3 separate regions of the Homo sapiens genome follow, and all the other regions are linked to region 3. The links are chromatin contacts, found by Hi-C in ENCODE. All regions are on one chromosome and are shown on one strand. The core of a region is the stretch at or near the end of the contact, and the rest is flanking DNA. Distances in the headings are between cores, read along the strand shown. Region 1 holds the start of EXOC6 (exocyst complex component 6). Region 2 holds the start of KIF11 (kinesin family member 11). Region 3 holds the start of PCGF5 (polycomb group ring finger 5).

Region 1 (3,392 bases), core at 632-3,131, 1.6 Mb before region 3:
TGGGATAAGTATGAGTCACCAGGGATTGCTAAAGAAAAGAGAGTGGGTTCAAACAAAATGAGCCAGTTGAAACAACTGCCCAGCAAAAAAGAACAGAATAACACTATGAATACACATATTCTGTTCCTGAGTGTCCCAAAAATCTCTCAATATATTTCAAATTTTTCTTCTAAGTTAATTTCATCTTTTTTCAAGGACACTACCTAGCACATTTTCCTAAGATGAAGCACCTCCTTCATAACCAGTACTATTTTCACAAATAAACTACTCTAGTAACTTTATCACACACTGCACTCTCAGTTTCAAGATGCAGTGATGAAAACAAAGCTTCCTTTTAATCTTACTTCTTTCATTACCAAGTATACAGTTTATTAAAAGAAATAATAATGTTGGAAAATTAAGGAAATGCACTAATTATGCATTATCATATCATAGCAGAAACCTTATGTGACAAAAATTTATAACATGCCTACCACATGCTTGGTGTTAGGGATACAGTAGTGAACAAATAGGCAAGGTCCCTAATGTTCTGAGTTTCCTGGGCATCTGAATACTCTCCCCTCCCCATTCTACAAATAAGGAAACCGAGATCCAGAGAGGTTAAATAATTTTTTTCCATGACTGCACATTTCATCAGAGGCAGAATTAGGGCAAAACAAGAACCCAGGCCTCCTGACTCTTAAGGGCAAGGTGTATTTACATAACTTGAACTGGCTTCAATTTACACTATATTCACAGGTCCACAAACTGTACAGCGCTCTATTCTAGGAAGTGTATTCTGAAGAATACTAATGATAAAGCATAATCAGTCTCAAGTTCCCTAAGTGAATAATAACTTCATTTATCATTATTATCACTCCAAAAGATGAAACCTTATATGTAAAAGGAACTTATTCTTGAAGACAGTGCCTAACCTAACCCATGGCTCATTACGTTGCCTGGCTAATAATATTCTATTGGAACAGCAGGTACTCAGTTTGGCATGGAATATGCATTACCTAGTACTATTCTTAAAATGAATGGGGAGGAACTCGATTTAAACGGAAAAATTAATGCAATTTTAATGAAATGTTTGTAAATAAGTAAAAGCTGTTCTGCCTCCAAAGCAGCTTAGATCCCGCGAGCGCAGGGTCACCCTAGCGTGTTCCCAAGCAGCAAGCAGCTGCTCTCCTCCAGCCCACGCTCTCTTCTCCAGCCCACGCTCTCTTCTCGCCCACTGCGGCCGCGCGGGGGAGTAGGGGGAAAGCGGGCCGGCGTCTCCCGCTCAATTTCAATTCTCCCACGCCCGCGGCAGCCCGGCGCGCCAGGCTTTCCACCCGCGCGCGACCTGGCACCTCCGTCACGCCGGGTGCCTGCTGTCGACCCTAGCCTGGCATGCCCGCGGCCGAGCAGCCCTCAGCCCCACCACGAGCGAGACGGGGGCAGGCCCCAGAAGTGTCCTCGGGCCCGGGGGCCGCAGCCAGGAGGAGAACGCGGGGCCGCAGCGCGGGGCCCGGGGTTAGAGACCCTGCAGCAGCCACACCCACCGGCTGCGGGGTGACAGCTACAGCGGTGGAGGCAGGCCGCGCCGACAGGTGCAGCCGCCTTCTCGGTCCCGCCCGGGTACCGGCTAGAGTTCCGCCACCCGCGAGCGCCCCCGCCCGCCCCCGCGCGCACCACCTGTCGGGGAGCTTCGCGCGCGGCCGGCGGCGGACGCCCCGCCCGGCTCGTGAGGAGCGGCCGGCGTGGGGCGGGGGGCCGAAGTCCCGGTGGGATGAGATCTTTACCGGAGGGTGGGCCCCACACAGGCGGTGTCGGTGCTCTCGATCTCCTGCAAGATCCGCTCGTGCTCGGGGACGGTGCCCAGACTCTCGCTGTTCTCCGCCATTTTGGCTGGAAGCTGAGGAGCCAGCGAGGCGCGGCGCCGCGGGAACGACGGGGGCGAGCTCCAAGTGGCGCGAGCGCGAAGGGGCGGGGCGGGGGCGGGGCGCTCGGGCCGGCGGCGCGGGGGCGCGCGGAACGCCGGGCAGAAGGCGCGCGACCCGGTTCCCGCCCCCGCACCTGCAGGAGTGAGCGGGGGCTGTGAGCTGGGGCTACGGGCGGCGGCCGGGTACCCAGCTGGCCTCCTGCCCTCTCTCGCGACTAGTCCCTCCTGGGCGTCTTGTGCCTGGCCTTTGGGCTTTAACATATCTCCTTGTCTTCTGTGTGTGCCACACCCTGTGCCACACGCGGGGGTACCGTAGTAATCAGCAAGGTGGACACTCAGATCATCACCCTGAATCTGTAATAAGAGCCACGGGGACATTTAACAAGGGCCTGATGTACTCTGGGTCGTGGGGAGTCAGAGAAAGGAAAACATGCACTCACGAAAAGCAAAATTGCATGTGATAGTAAGATTTATTTTAGGAACGAATAAAGATCCCAGTTGACCATGAAGACCGCTCCAGGTGGATTCATGTCCCCGCCTGCAAGAAGTCCACAGCGGCCAGTCAACTTGGAAATAAATTATAAGCGACATAAAAAATTAAATGATGAGAAGTTAAGACACTTGATGGCAGAGATACCAAAAAAAAAAAAAAAAAAAAAGGCCCAGGGCGATGTGTAATTCATACCAAAGTCCGTGAACTCAGGTGCCCCCAGGTCAGAGTAGCTGGGTTGAGAAGGGGTGAGAGCTCTTGAAAGGGGGTTAGCAGCAGGGAGGTGGGAGAGAGAGGCAGGGAGGCTTGGACAAAGGTATCAGTGTAGAAAAAAGTCGTGCTTAATGACATGTTTGTGGGACACTGAGTAAACCAGTTTGTCATGATCAAAGCAGGGAGGAAGGAAGACTAAACAGGAACAGAATGGAAACCTAGCCTGAGGAACAACTACTTTCTGCTCTACATTAATCCAGGGCTTTGAAAAGCTTCCCTTTGAGTCAACCAAGCTCTTTATCCAGCTGTGTAACTCACTCACCCTTAGTGAGCTTTTACTTGAAACCTACCTCCAGCCTCCTCCCCACAAACATCCTGGGAGGTGGTATTGTGCAATAGTTAGAGCATGAGCTCTGAAGACCAGTGTCCGAAGACATTAATTCTTGGATTAATATCACTTGACAGCTGTGTGACATTGGGCAAGAACCTAGTTCTTTTATATGTCAGTTAAATGACTGTAAATGACAATGGCAGTGTCTGCCTCATATTGCTGTCCCATGGTGTATGAGTTTTCCATTGTTGCTTTAACAAATCACCACAAATTGAGTAGCTTAAAATGACTCAGACATATTATCTTACAGTTCTGTACGTTAGAAGTCTGTCACAGGTCTCACTGGGCTAAAAATCAAGGTGTCAGCATGTCTGTGTTCCTTGCTAGAGACTCTGCGGGAGAATTTGTTTCTTTGCCTTTTCCAGCTTCTAGAGGCCACCCACATACCTTGG
Region 2 (3,670 bases), core at 396-2,895, 1.4 Mb before region 3:
TACGGATCATAAACATCAAGTTCAAGATAATGGTTAACAGTGGCTGGAGGAAAAGGGATGGAGAGGGAAAAGGGGGGCTCCAGCAATGATTGTTTTGTTTCTTAATCTGGGTGATGAATATACAAATGTTTATTACATTGTTCTTAATAACTTTTTGTAAGTCTGAAATATTTTGTAACTAACATTAAAAAAGAAATTAAATAAATGCATACGGAAAAGGTAATATTGCCTGGTTTTATTAAACAACCAAAATAATTTTAAAATTTGCACTTGTTATATGCACTGCATTTTTAAATAAAAATCTTCAAACAACTAACTACTAACAGAAGCCCCAGAGTACAACAACTAGTAAGTGTCACTGGCTAGACTTAAGATTGCCACCCAATTTCCTCTCTGACACCTTGTTTAGAAACCTAGTCATCACCTTCGATATCCACAATTCAAGTTACCAGGGCTGAGTAAACAATAGCCTAAGAAAGTTTGTTGATACAAGTTTTTCTAAAAAATAACCTTTTAATTTTAGAATACTTTGGGGTTTACAGAAAAGTTGCAACAGCAACTGTTAACAGCCACAAAAACGGACACACAAAACACACATACTCAGTAAACTGTGGAGAGCCTCTAAAAAGTTGAATAAATCAATTCTAACTAAGCAGCAGTTTCTAGCTTATTTTAAAATTGGGAAGTTATTTGGAAACCAGTCAGGGGAGGGCCGAACACCCCTCCACATCCCTTTATCTCGAAATATCCGTTTAGTTTGGTCTATGAACAAACACGCAGATGAAAGGGAAAACTGCAGCACAATCAGAAATTTACACTAGCTTAACTTGTCTTGATCTTTTAAAAAACATAAACTCACTTTATTAATTTTTAATGTTTAAAGACAGAGATGTTTACTTGTTTAGTAGGGATGCAGAAAATATTGCATCTAGAATAAAGAGAACAGTGATTGATTGCTTTTTAGAGGTAATAATACCAACGTAAGTGCTTAACCATCTGCAAAATAGGTATTCAGTCTTACTTCCAAACTGACAAACTACATGAAGTAGCATATAAAAGTGACACCTACATCTTTATTGACTATAGTTTAAACATAAGAACGCACTTTTCAGTATGGAACAGTGATCAAATCAAACATGTTATTTTCTCCTAAAAACCACATACACACAGCAACCGGGTGTCATTTTTATTGAACAGAACGCGGAGAACCAAGAAACTGGGACCCTCAGGAAATGCAAATAAAATCCCTCTCCCTGGACCGCGCAGTAGGGGGCCCAGCAGCGAAGCCGCAGCGCTCGGAATCCTGTCAGCCCTCTCCCTACCTGCATCTCACCACCACCTGGATGTTCTTCCCCTTCTCCTCTTTCTTCTTCGCAGACGAATTTGGCTGCGACGCCATGACGGTCCCCGCCAAAAAATCAAGGCCCGGCCGCGGACCTGGGCGCTGTGAGGGGCGGAGGGGCTTGGCGGCCGACAGGGGCCGGAGTCTCCCTGGTCCCTCTCGGGCGCTGGCGTGGCCTGGAGGACCGACGCACGCAGGTCGGCGTCCCCGCTCTCTACCCGGTACTCTGGCCGTGGCGTTTGTCCCGCGCCAGTCGGAGCCGCCAAATCACTAATCTCGTCTCCGCCCGAATCCCCAGAAACTAAGCAACGACTCGGCGCCTCAATTTGAAAAAGAGACAGAGTAGCCGGACCAATGGCTGCGCTGGCGCGCAAGGCACCATGGGATGCAGTATCCTCACTGGAGCCCCGCCCCCGGAGCGTGGCCTACGGGAACGTAAAGAGGTGGTCTGTCTGCTTGCTCCGGAACTTGGTAGTCCAGAGCCGAGACGCTAGAATTGAGTGTGGAACTTTTAGCGTAGCGTGGCTCAACTTACATAACGTCCCTAGCCCAAAATTCCCTCAGCTGCAGAGAGGAAATAATAGTAACCATCTCAGAGGGTTAGGGTGAGAATTAATGAGCTTGTGGAAGTAAATAGATTGGAATATATGGTAAGCACTCGCCATGATTATAATTATTAGAGAATTGTAAGAGAGGGCAGTAGAAGCACAGAAGAGAGGTCCAAAGCGAGCCGCCATCCCGGAGGCAGAGACCAGAATAGTCTTTGTGTGTGTGTGTGTGTGTGTGTGTGTGTGAGAGACGGAGTCTTGCTCTTGTCACCCAGGCTGGAGTGCAGTGGCGCGATCTCGGCTCATTGCAACCTCCGCCTCGCAGGTTCAAGCGATTCTGCTGCTTCAGCCCCCGAGTAGCTGGGATTACAGGTGCGTGCCACCACGCCCGGCTAATATTTGTATTTTCAGTAGAGATGTGGTTTCACCATGTTGGCCAGGCTGGTCTCGAACTCCTGACCTCAGATGATCCACCCGCCTCGGCCTCCCAAAGTGCTGGGATTACAGGCGTGAGCCACCGCGCCCGGTCCAGAATAGGCTTGAAGAATAATTAATGTTGGGGCCCGGTGGCTCAGGCCTGTAATCCCAACACTTTAACGGGCCGAGGTAGGACGATAACTTAAGTTCCAGGAGTTTGAGACCAGTCTGGGCGACATAGGGAGACCCCCCTCCCCGCGCCTCCCAACGGGTCTCAACAAAAAATAGAGGGGAAAAAATAGCCTGGTGTGGTGATGCGTGCCTTTTGGTCCCATCTACTCGGGATGCTGAGGAAGAAGGATCGCTGAACACGGGAGATAGAGGCTGCAGTGAGCCGGGATTATGTCGCTGGATTACTCCAGCATAGGCGACAGAGCAATGCCCTTTCTCAAAAAGAAAATAATAATAATAATAATTAGGAAGTGTTAAGCGATAAGGCTACTACAGGTTCCAAATCGTGATGAAATGGACACTGGACGCCATTTGGAGGACTCTGAATTTATCCTTTAGTCATCATCTCTAAGTGACTCCAGGCAAGAAAGCAGGGTCCGCCTCGATTTTAGAACGACTGCACTGACCGAGTGACGCAGGCCGCGGGTGCGCTGCGCTCCCCGTTTCTGCGCGGCGCAGCGGGCGGTGGCATCTCAAGGAAGCTGCGCAAACATCCGCCGCCCCGGCCTACGGATCCCAGCATGCAGCGCTCGCTGGGGCCTGCGCGCCGTCGGTCACCTCCGGCCTGCTGCGGGAGAACTTTTCGGCGTCTTGGCAGTGCCTGGCGTGACTCGACCGCTGTAGGTGTGGTACGCCGCACCAGGAAATACTGAAACAGGAGCCTATTGTTATGAATAACTTTTAAAATCTTAAGGAAATTGAACACTTGAACAAAGGATTTTTAGCAAAGCAATTTTATTTTTGCGCAGAGGGGTGCCTTTTTGGCCAGTCGCCTTGAGAGCACACCTGAACAAAGGGGCAGGAGTCTATTTTTGACGCAAGTCCTGCCCCTGTATCTTTTTCCCATTGGCTGGGGTCGGGTCGTATAATCTAAACTAATCCCGGTTGGCTAAACATTTGATTTTTTTTAGCTAAGGTGGGTACTTAAAAGAAAGCGGACAGGAAAGGGGAAGGGGTGTCTGTAATGAGCTAAAAAGTTAGTCCCTTCAAATAAGGAAAGGAATGTGAGCTGGTATTGATAAGGCCTAGTATTGTGGCGTGCCTGGGCATTTAACAAAAGCAAAAAAGGAGAAAAAGAGAAAAAAGGGAGGGTACTATGAATTAAAGAATAAAAGATTGATCGGGTTATTTG
Region 3 (3,880 bases), core at 1,017-3,516:
ATAGCAGGTAATGTAAGGATTAAAATCTTTCACCAAGTGTTTCCTTTGGGTAGCCATTCGTGGCTAGTGAAGACTGGCTTTAGTAGTCTGGGCAAAGAGGGGTCCTAAGTAGATGAAAGTCTGATCCCAGGAGCTGGTGTGTCGTTCCCAGTAGGATGTCCTGAGGCATGAGAACTAGCATCCAGATTTATCATGAGATCGTTGATCATCACTCCTTTTGGTGGTTCCGCTTTCCCATGTCTGTTTCCAAAATCATTTCAAAAAGATGAGAGAAAAAAGCGTCAAATTCCTCATAATGTATTAATGTCATTCTATTAACAGCAAGTGTTACATGTTCCCAATTGGGTGAATAGGTGAATAGAACATATCCTTCATTGTATCATTAACTTGCAAATCTGCTATAATTCAGAATAATGACAAATTCATCCAGTCCTGGAACCTCAACTACCACCTCTATACTAATGACACCCAAAGCTATTAACTACAGTTTGATATCTTTACCTCTTCACTAATGCATTTTAACTATCTGCTTGACTGCTCTATTAGGAGTCCCTGCCAATACAAGTTAAAAGATTAAAAACTTAAGTAATTATCCTCCCTATCAAAATGTTCCCCATTTCCATTTTTAACCCTTCATCCAGTTACGAGTCAAACCAAGTTGATATCCTCTGCTATTCCATGCCCGGCTGCTCTACTTGTATATCACCTCTCCACCTGCAGTCCATCTTATATTCTGCTACGAGGCACATTTTATTTTGTGACACTTGGTTGGGTCTTCTTATCAACGAATGTCAGTGTCTTCTCTTTACAAACAGAAAAATGTTTCCCATTCTGTCACATAAGACCTTCTACAGGTTAACCTTAATATACCCTTCAACAACTTTCTTCAACCTGAAGGGATCACTCCTCTCCCACCGTCTCCTCTGCAGGTTCTAAGCACTCTATCCAACACGCCCTTTCTCTCCTCTGTCTGCATGCCACCTATCCTTCAAGCCCTTCTCCAATGCTATTCTCAGTGCAATCTTTCCCTAGTTTTTAATGCTTACTTCTTTCCTATTACATTTGCCTTTTATTTTGATTTATAGTTACGTTCATTCTTTACCTTCTTTGTTAGACCAAAAACTCTTCAATAGAAACTGGTCATATTTAGTAGATATATAACCTGGATAATGCTACTTTCCTGTCTCAGGTTTTTTTTTTTTTTTAACTGTAAAATATGTATCCTCTCAGAAAACACAACATGAAAGGTGTTGATTTTCCTAAGTGCATTCTATAAACAGGAACTTTCCCCCATCTTAGCTGTTAACTCATTGGTAAATATAAAGCAACCGGAAAGGTAAAAGGCATTCCATCAACACATACCCACTGCGAATGTGCAGGGAATAGGCTCTACGTGTAATCATCCTATCCTCTTGGGAAACCGTATTCGTGCGTGTAACAGAAAGCAAGCATAATTAAAAGACAGGGAATCAGGGTTCTGGCCCTTACCCCTGTATGACCTTCAGCAAACCGTTTCATATCTGAGCCTGGGTCTCGGCTTCCTCCTCTATAAGTTGGGATTAACTGCCTTGCCTTTCCCACAGGTTTGCCATGAAACTCCAAAGTAAGAGAAAGTCCTCTGGAAGAGGAAATGCACGGTCCCGACCTGGGGTGGTACTAAGATCCTAAGGCACAGAGCCCTGTGACCAAGACAGTTAAGGGAAGCAAGAACTTGCAATGACGGGGCGGGGGCAAGGGGGAACTTTTCTGCGTTCTCCGGCAGGACCCAGCGGTACAGCCCTGTGGGGTCCCAGCACAGCCGCGCCCGCCCGGCAGGTGCGCGGGCCCAGGCCCCGCGGGCGCGCTGCTCAGGCCGGGGAGAGCGAGCAGCCTTTCCCGGGGCCGGCGTCCGCAGCCGGCCGCTCTCCCCGCCGAGGTAGGCACAGCTCCGAAGCCCCCGCCCGGGTCGGTAGCCCCCTGCACCCGAAGGGCCCTCCCGGCTCCAGGCTGGGCCGGCCAGGGCAGGTGTCTGGAGGTGTCGCTCTCGCCTGAGGCGCAAACTTGGGTGAGGAGTCTGGCGTCCCTGCAGCTCCCCAGCCCGCCCGGTACCTACCCAGCGGCCGCCACCGCCGCCGCTCCTCGCCCGCCAGCGCGCCGGCCTCAGAGTGAAGGAAAGTGAAACAGAAACAGCACCCGCCGCGGCCTGGCCGGTCCCCGCGCCCCGTCTGCTCTCCCCCTGCAGGCGGGAGCGCGCCGGCTCTGTGGGGCCACTCGGCTCAGGCCCGACAGGGCGCGGCGGGCCTCGGGGCCCAGGTCCGGTGCCGCCTCCAAGGGCAACTCCACCCACTTCCAACCGGCGGCACCGCCCGCCCCGCCGCCCGGCCACGCCCCCGCCGCCCGGCCACGCCCACCACCACGCCCGGAGGCCGCGCCTGCCGCCTGCGCTGCTCGCAGGTGCAGCTGCCGCCCTGGCTCCCTGTGCTACACGTAGCTCTGGCCAAATATTATCTCGGTTCTTCTTATCCTCACCGTCCACCCCTTCGGTTGTTTACATCATAACAATGACTGGCATATTTTCCCTGGAGGGTTTAAAAGCAACGGTCAGTGATGAGACTGACGCACCCTGAGAATTTGTCTCTTCAGCTGCGTCTTCCCCAAGTCTGTCCCACCTGCGCCGAAGTGGGGACAAAGCCATCCCTTGATTTGCACCTTATCTGAAAATGACTGACAAACTTGTTACTGTAGTGTGGGTCCAGAGATCATGGTCGTTGACAACTATAAGCAAACGGGAACGTTGTGGAGGTTGAGGGTGGGGGGAGGGTGAGTGGTAAAGAAGCATTACTGTTTGCAACGTTCAAAACAAACAAAAACCCAGTACTCTTTCTAGTGGACTTTGAGATCTACAAGAGACCATTCACTGCAAAAACCTTCATTCAAAAATGTGTATTCTAGAAGCCAGAGCAGTGATGGCTTAAGAAAATGACAATAATAGAGGGTAGGGGAGACTGTCAATGCAAAATATTTGCTTTTTCTCCAACTGATAGGCGTTAACTTCTTACTAAAGTGATAGATGACTCTAAGTGGCAAACCAACAAACTTAACAACCGCTAGTCCAGCAGCCATACAAGTGTTCAAAGATCCATTTCAAATTTAAAATGCATCAAGCAGTAGACCAAGGCAGCTTTTTAAACTATCCATTTTATAATCAAACTTTGACATGTTTAAAAATTGCCATTTCTAATATCACAGCAGGAGCAATACATTTTCTGAAACAGCTTTAAATGACCACATTCGTATAGTCCTTTAAAGAACCATTTTCCAAAATCATACATGCCAATGTCCAAGCTGGGATCAACTTCATAAGTCGCAGCAATCACAATGAGTAAGAGAAAACAAGTGAGGTCAAATGACTTCATGGCAGTAGGATTACTCTTTATGCTTCATATCTTTCATTTCAGAGACTAAACAGAACAGTATGTGAAAAATCACACTACTTCTAGTGTGTTTAAAATATGCATTGGAGGATATTACTGTATATATACCACAATATATAAAAAAGACTTGGTATGTTCCTATTTTGTGTCTGAAACTATTTTAAATATGTTTTAAAAGAATAACAGTGGAGTCCAGGGGGCTTAAATGTGATTGGTGACCTATCACAAGTGCGGTTAATCAGTATTCCTGAAGGAAACGAGCTTGAAGGCGGGTTTTAGGATGACATATGTTAGCAATGAAGGAAGGGGTCACAAACATGTGATACAGCAGTACCTGAGGATGAATGTGGAGGTGGGGTTGCCAGAATGGACTTGGGATGAGGGAGAACTACAACTTTTATAAGGCAATCTGTGCTTTGTGTCTGGAGAGGCAGCAATAGTTTGCAGTTAAGTGTTCTGTGGTTTCG

Evidence for each region. Hi-C counts contacts between places; a loop is a spot of excess contacts on that map. Pooled maps may share reads with other maps.
Region 1: a map of CD4-positive, alpha-beta T cell shows a loop between it and region 3 (9-fold over the local background). The contact joins the promoter of EXOC6 here to the promoter of PCGF5 in region 3. A Hi-C loop is called at or near these places in 3 of 168 maps with a recorded cell type or tissue (CD4-positive, alpha-beta T cell, CD8-positive, alpha-beta T cell and naive thymus-derived CD4-positive, alpha-beta T cell) and 12 of 50 pooled maps.
Region 2: a loop to region 3 is called in a map of naive thymus-derived CD4-positive, alpha-beta T cell, with 7 times the contacts of the local background. The contact joins the promoter of KIF11 here to the promoter of PCGF5 in region 3. A Hi-C loop is called at or near these places in 2 of 168 maps with a recorded cell type or tissue (both naive thymus-derived CD4-positive, alpha-beta T cell), 1 of 37 single-sample maps with no recorded cell type and 12 of 50 pooled maps.

Annotation. Positions count from the first base shown.
Region 1 is chr10:92,847,009-92,850,400 of GRCh38, reverse strand. It overlaps EXOC6 (exocyst complex component 6), which reads right to left and starts at 1,881. Exons shown (of 22, transcript NM_019053.6): 1 at 1,767-1,881. The coding sequence starts at 1,867. RefSeq lists silencers at 1,435-1,774, 1,915-2,064.
Region 2 is chr10:92,591,105-92,594,774 of GRCh38, reverse strand. KIF11 (kinesin family member 11) reads right to left here and starts at 1,645. Exons shown (of 22, transcript NM_004523.4): 1 at 1,323-1,645. The coding sequence starts at 1,399. RefSeq lists silencers at 1,241-1,310, 1,391-1,440 and enhancers at 908-1,659, 1,761-1,810, 1,841-2,030, 2,841-2,930.
Region 3 is chr10:91,219,049-91,222,928 of GRCh38, reverse strand. It overlaps PCGF5 (polycomb group ring finger 5), which reads right to left and starts at 2,266. Exons shown (of 10, transcript NM_032373.5): 1 at 2,093-2,266; 2 at 1-240. The coding sequence starts at 57. RefSeq lists silencers at 1,643-1,937, 1,627-2,086, 2,157-2,466 and an enhancer at 2,657-2,726.